2 separate regions of the Homo sapiens genome follow, and region 2 is linked to region 1. A link is a contact called in ENCODE Hi-C or POLR2A ChIA-PET data. All regions are on one chromosome and are shown on one strand. Each heading gives the region's core, a stretch centred on a gene start or an enhancer-like site at or near the end of the contact. The rest is flanking DNA. Distances are from core to core; before and after follow the strand shown. Region 1 holds the start of ANKRD27 (ankyrin repeat domain 27). Region 2 overlaps GARRE1 (granule associated Rac and RHOG effector 1).

The links. A loop is a pair of places that touch in the nucleus more often than their neighbours do. ChIA-PET counts read pairs that join two places held with the same protein, here RNA polymerase II (POLR2A). Pooled maps may share reads with other maps.
Region 2: a pooled map shows a loop between it and region 1 (11-fold over the local background). The contact joins the enhancer-like site here to the promoter of ANKRD27 in region 1. A Hi-C loop is called at or near these places in 1 of 37 single-sample maps with no recorded cell type and 5 of 50 pooled maps. POLR2A ChIA-PET finds 5 or more read pairs at or near these places in 2 of 52 experiments (GM12878 and activated naive CD8-positive, alpha-beta T cell).

Annotation. Positions count from the first base shown.
Region 1 is chr19:32,673,877-32,676,576 of GRCh38, forward strand. ANKRD27 (ankyrin repeat domain 27) reads right to left here and starts at 1,304. Exons shown (of 29, transcript NM_032139.3): 1 at 1,195-1,304. RGS9BP (regulator of G protein signaling 9 binding protein) reads left to right here and starts at 1,972. Exons shown (of 1, transcript NM_207391.3): 1 at 1,972-2,700. The coding sequence starts at 2,388. RefSeq lists silencers at 789-838, 859-1,588, 2,159-2,218 and enhancers at 1,232-1,851, 1,739-1,848, 2,619-2,668.
Region 2 is chr19:34,268,787-34,271,486 of GRCh38, forward strand. The region is part of intron 1 of GARRE1 (granule associated Rac and RHOG effector 1); the gene reads left to right. Among named protein-coding and RNA genes, the nearest start is that of GARRE1, 16 kb to the left of the region's middle. RefSeq lists an enhancer at 1,330-2,030. Within about 2 kb of position 1,350, at least 35 of the 41 ENCODE cell types and tissues checked have a DNase peak (open chromatin) inside an H3K27ac peak, as active enhancers do; they include GM12878, where a contact is called at or near this core.

The DNA of each region.
Region 1 (2,700 bases), core at 54-2,553:
TGGCTAGTGCCTGTAATCCCAACACCTTGGGAGGCCAAGACGAGAGCATGGCTTGAGTCCAGGAGTTCAAGACCAGCCTAGGCAACCTGCTAGACTCCATCTCTACAAAAAAAAAAAAAAAAAATTAAAAATTAGCCGTGCATAGTGGCATGCGCCTGTAGTCCCAGCTACTACAGAGGCTGAGGTGAAAGGATTGCTTGAGTCCAGGAGTTTGAGGCTGCAATGAGCTATGATGGCATCACTGCACTCCAGACTAGCCAACAGAGCCAGACCCTGTCTCAAAAAGAAAAAAACGAAAAGAAAGAAAAGAAAAAAAATATCCACTGCTCTACTCTTCGGCCAGTGGGAAGAGTGCATTTTTTAATCAAAATAGGGGCCTCTATCCATGAAACCCATCAACTTGTAAAATCTGAGCTCTCTGCAGCCTCACAGTCCCTCCAGCACTGCCAGCAGCCCTCGTTCCCTGCATGCTCTAAATCCTCAGCGAAGACCCGTCCCTTGCTCCCTCGCCCAGCACAGGCCGCGAGTGCCCACGTCCCCTGCACCTCGTGGGGCAGCCAAGGGGGCACCGCGTGGCTCGTGTGCTCCTGGGCAGTCCATTTTCAACCACAAGACGGAACAGACTCAGAATCCGGAACATCTCTCGGTGCTTAAGAGTTTTCCTTTAACAATCTTTACCTGTGGGAATGCAGAGACCCCCCCGCCCTGCGAGAGGCCGGCAGCCAGGGATTCCCCGCTCCGCGCCCTCATCACCCCCCGGAAACCACAACCGCTGCGCGCGCGGCTCGGACCCCCACCCGCCGCTCCCCTCCAGCAGACCCTAGGCCTCCGGGAAACCGCGCGGCGACCGCCCCGCGCCCCGCCAGATCCGAACCGCCGGACCCGGCACCCCGGCCACACCCGCCGGTGTCGACGCAGCGAGGCTCGGAGGGTGCATTCTCCGCGCCGACCGCTCCCCTCCTCCAGACCCGAGGGGCGGAGTGGGCAGGGCGCGCCGGCTGCGCACCGGGCACCCACCTGGGGACGCGGGGGCTGGGGCGGCGCGGGGCCACCTGGCGGACCCGGGAGCGGACTCCGGAGAGCAGGGAGCCCCTCCCCCCTCACTCTCCGGGCCCCGCCCGGCCGCCGCGCCCCGAGGCGCAGCCATCCCGCGGGAGGGGAGGCGCAGGAGGAGGCCAGCGCGAGGACACTTACTTAAAAGGCTACATCGCTTCATTCCCAGCCCATCCTGGGCGACGGCGGCACCTCCCTCGTCCGCTGCTGGGACCTCGATGCCCACCACCCTCGCGCGGCGATCTGGCCCTATAGCCCACCCCTTACTCCGCCGTGGGGCGGAGCCGCGCCACAGCTGACCCAATGAGAAACCGTCGTTTCCCAGAGTGACGTGTACGCAGAGCAATCATGGAGTCCAGCCCAGCCGGGGGCGGGGCTCAGGCGGCTCCCTACGCTTCCTACTCCAGCTGGCCCCGCCCCACGCCCGCAACTGCGCGTGCCCAGAACGTGAGGGGCGGGGCTGGGAGCCGGGCTGACACTAGAGGTGGGGTTAGCGCTTGGAAGCACCGACCAACGTGAGCGCAACGCGGCAGGGACACCTGACCCCGGCGGCGCCCAGCCCCTCGGATTGCCAGTCACTGCTCGCTTTGGGGCACGGAGGTGCCCAGTCCTGCGGGGCACCCGACGTCCTGTCGCCGACAGGGTCCGGGAGTCAGTATAGCTGGGTTCTAGTCCCATCACAGGCAAAAACTCCGCGGGAGCCTGGCCCGCTTTTTACCTGGGCCTCAGTTTCCCCATCCGTAAAATAGAACGGGTTGGATCTCCCGAGCGCTAACATTCCAGAACTCGGATGGGGCGAAGGGGAGGGAGGGATGGGCCACCCACACGTGACCTCCCCGCGTGGAGCCCCGCCTACCACTGATCCAGGGGGTGGCAGCTCCGGCCGGGACGAGCGGGGTGGGCGGGTCCTAGGAAACCCTACCCGGCCGCCCTTGGCAGCGCCTAAGGCGGAGCGCGCGGCTCTGCAGCCTGCTTGCCCCGGAGTTGGCACCCACGGAGGATGGGGACCGCACCCTCAGCTTCGCAGGGAGCCACCGTGGAGGCCAGGGCGGTGCAGAGACACGACGTGTGACTCGGAGTGCGCCTGGGGAGGATGGACGAGGGAGCGGGGGACCGCTAACGGGGCTCCCTCTGCGCGCCCCGTCCGCAGAGGCGCACGTCGAGGGTCCCGGGCGGGCTCCGTGGACGTTGGCGGTAGCGCCGAGCGAGTCACGGACCATGAAGAGCGTTCGTGCCGCGCGGCCCAAGGCCGGGATGGGGGTTAGCCACATCCTGCCGCGCTGAGGGGGAGGCTAACGGGCGCGGGCGGCCGGGCCCAGCCGGAGCCCACCGCGATGGCGAGGGAGGAGTGCAAGGCGCTGCTGGACGGGCTCAACAAGACGACTGCGTGCTACCACCACCTGGTGCTGACCGTCGGTGGCTCGGCGGACTCGCAGAACCTGCGGCAGGAGCTGCAAAAGACGCGCCAGAAGGCGCAGGAGCTGGCGGTGTCCACCTGCGCCCGGCTGACTGCTGTGCTGCGCGACCGGGGCCTGGCCGCCGACGAGCGCGCCGAGTTCGAGCGGCTCTGGGTGGCCTTCTCGGGCTGCCTGGACCTGCTGGAAGCGGACATGCGACGCGCGCTGGAGCTGGGCGCCGCGTTCCCGC
Region 2 (2,700 bases), core at 100-2,599, 1.6 Mb after region 1:
TCCGTCTCTTAAAAGAAGAAAGAAAAAAGAAATTGAATATGTGGTGATTACTACCCGTTTCATTTACTTTTTTACTTATTAACGTAGTGACTGTTTAAAAAAAGTTACGCATTGATCTTCCTGTTCCTTCCCCACCAAAAATAAAAGCAAAAACAACAAGCCACCCCTCAAATGAAACAAAATTAAGCCTGTTCTTTATCTATATTACTACTTAGCACATTTGACCTATTTTTTTAAAACCTCTGTTATTTTGAAAGTAAATTTTGGCTCTGTTGACCTTGCGGTTAGAAAAGTTGTTCTTCTGCTTAAATGAAATGATCAGTTGTTTGTAGATTACCAAATATAAAAGCTCTTCAGAACCGCTAATGATAAGTTGCTTTGGCTTCATAGAGGAACGCCATGGTTTGTGGTGGTAAATTGTTACAGAGCAAATGTCAGTACCAGAGGCGGTCATGGATCACCACGTGGAAGCAGGTTGTTCCCACATGAGATTGGTAGCGAGCCGGTGCTGCATCTGTCTCCTTTCCCACTGCATCCTGGGTGCCTGGAGCCTCACAGGGTTGACCCGTGTTGGGGGTGGGGATGGTTGTAGAAGCCTCTTTATTTTTACTTGTGATAGATTCTGGCACTGATTAGAATGTTTATTCAGTAGTTTTTTTCCTATCCGCCTGAGTTTTCATAGCTCAGTATAGGATAACATGGGCTTCGGATTTTGTCAACCAATCAATTATATAGTAGCTCTTTTGTTTTGTTTTTAAAATTTATTTCTATTTATGTATTTATTTATTTATTTTGAGAGAGGCCCTTGCTGTGTTACCCAGGCTGGAGTGCAGTGGCATGATCATAGCTCACTGCAACCATGAACACCTGGGCCCAAGTGATCCTCCTGCCTTGGCCGTCTGAAGTGTTAGGATTACAGTGTGAGCCACCAGACCTGACCTTTGTTTTGTTTTAGTAGCTACCTCTTGACTAGAAAAATAGTTTAATCTTGGCCTCCTTAAAACCTTTTCATTGATATTTTTTACTCTGCTAGAACAGTTCAGTTTTTGCATGTCTTCAAGTGAACATGCTTTAGTATTAATTCCATGGAAGCCATTTCTGTAGAATAGGCTAGTGTCCAGTTTTGTCCAGTTTTCCTTTTGGAGCAGTGTCTCAGGCACAGAAATAGTCTGGGCTTGGTGGACCCCACCCCAAAGTGTCACTTCTTTTCCTCTGGCCTTGCTCTCCATGCCCGCCTTTCTCTTCTGATGTTTTAATGATACCCTCCCTGCTCGGTGATTTGTGTTCAGGAAGCTAGGCAGTGATTACTTTTGTTTCTGCTTTGTGAACTTCCTCCCCCACTTCCTATTTTTACCGCAGTTGCACAGGAAATGAGGCGGCTCCTGGCTGGCTGCTGCTAAGCAGTGATTTTAGGTGGCAGAGGACAAGGCCTCAGGGCCTGAGCCATTTAAGGCATTTTCCACCTTAATCTTTTCACTACCTTCTTCCTCTAGGAGTCATAGGAACATGATTTTGTGATTGGGTTGAGGTGACATCATGTCCTCAGCCTTGTGGGTGGAGACAGGGGTTGCTGTTTAGTTGGAGGACAGCACTTTTGTGAAGGAAGTGAGGGCTTTTTTCAGCAGTAACAATGTGGGTGGAATGTCGTGGCCCTGTGGCCTCTGCAGCTTGAGGGAAGGTTAAGTTGAAGGGACAGGCCCTGTTGCAGGTAAGGATAGGGAGGTGGATTCTGGTTACTCTCTAGAGGGCCTTGACTGGCAGCTTGAAGTGAGCTGAGGAGCCTAGTCTGCTCTCTCAGATCTTTGAGGGGGGCCTCAGCCTCTATGGCACCCTCCTTCCTCTGAACCCATGGCATTTGTTTTCTAAACGACTTATTTAGCATTTATCAGTCTCTTTTTTGATGATGCCTCTTCTTAGCTTATGGACCCGTTATAGCTTAATTTATGGAGAAAGTTTGTATCATCTCCCCAGAAAGAAGTAACTTGTTATACATTAGTTAACTTGAATATGGAAGGTGCTCAAAGCATTAGTTTATCGGAGATTCTTAAGAGCTGCACTGTTGACATTTTGGGGTAGATAATTCTTTGTAGGGGCTGTCTTGTGCATTATGGGATGTTCAGCAGCACTTCTGGCCTCTACCCACTGGATGCTACCCACTAGCACTTGCCCAGGGTGACAACCAAAACATCTCTAGACATTGCCAGATGTTGGTAGGGCAGAGAAGGACACAAAATTATACTTTTCCCCACTTGTTGAGAACCACTGTGTTAAAGAATTGAATTACTAATTACTAACTTATAAAATGGAATAAAGTAGAATGTTTGGTTCCCTGGGATTAAAGCCATTTGTTAGTTTCTATTTTCATATCTGACATTCTCATAATTCTTAGTTTGCTACTTAGAGTATGCTGTGCTCTATCAGCTTCAGCTAGTGTTCAGGTATACCTTCTGTGCACTTTCTTTTTTTTTTTTTTTTTTTTTTAGATGAAGTCTCACTCTGTTGCCCAGGCTAGAGTGCTGTGGCGTGATCTTGGCTCACTGCAACCTCTGTCTCCCGGGTTCAAGCGATTCTCCTGTCTCAGCCTCCCTAGTAGCTGGGACTACAGGTGTGTGCCACCACACCCAACTAACTTTTTGTATTTTTAGTAGAGACAGGGTTTCACCATGTTGGCCAGGCTGGTCTCGATCTCCTGACCTCGTC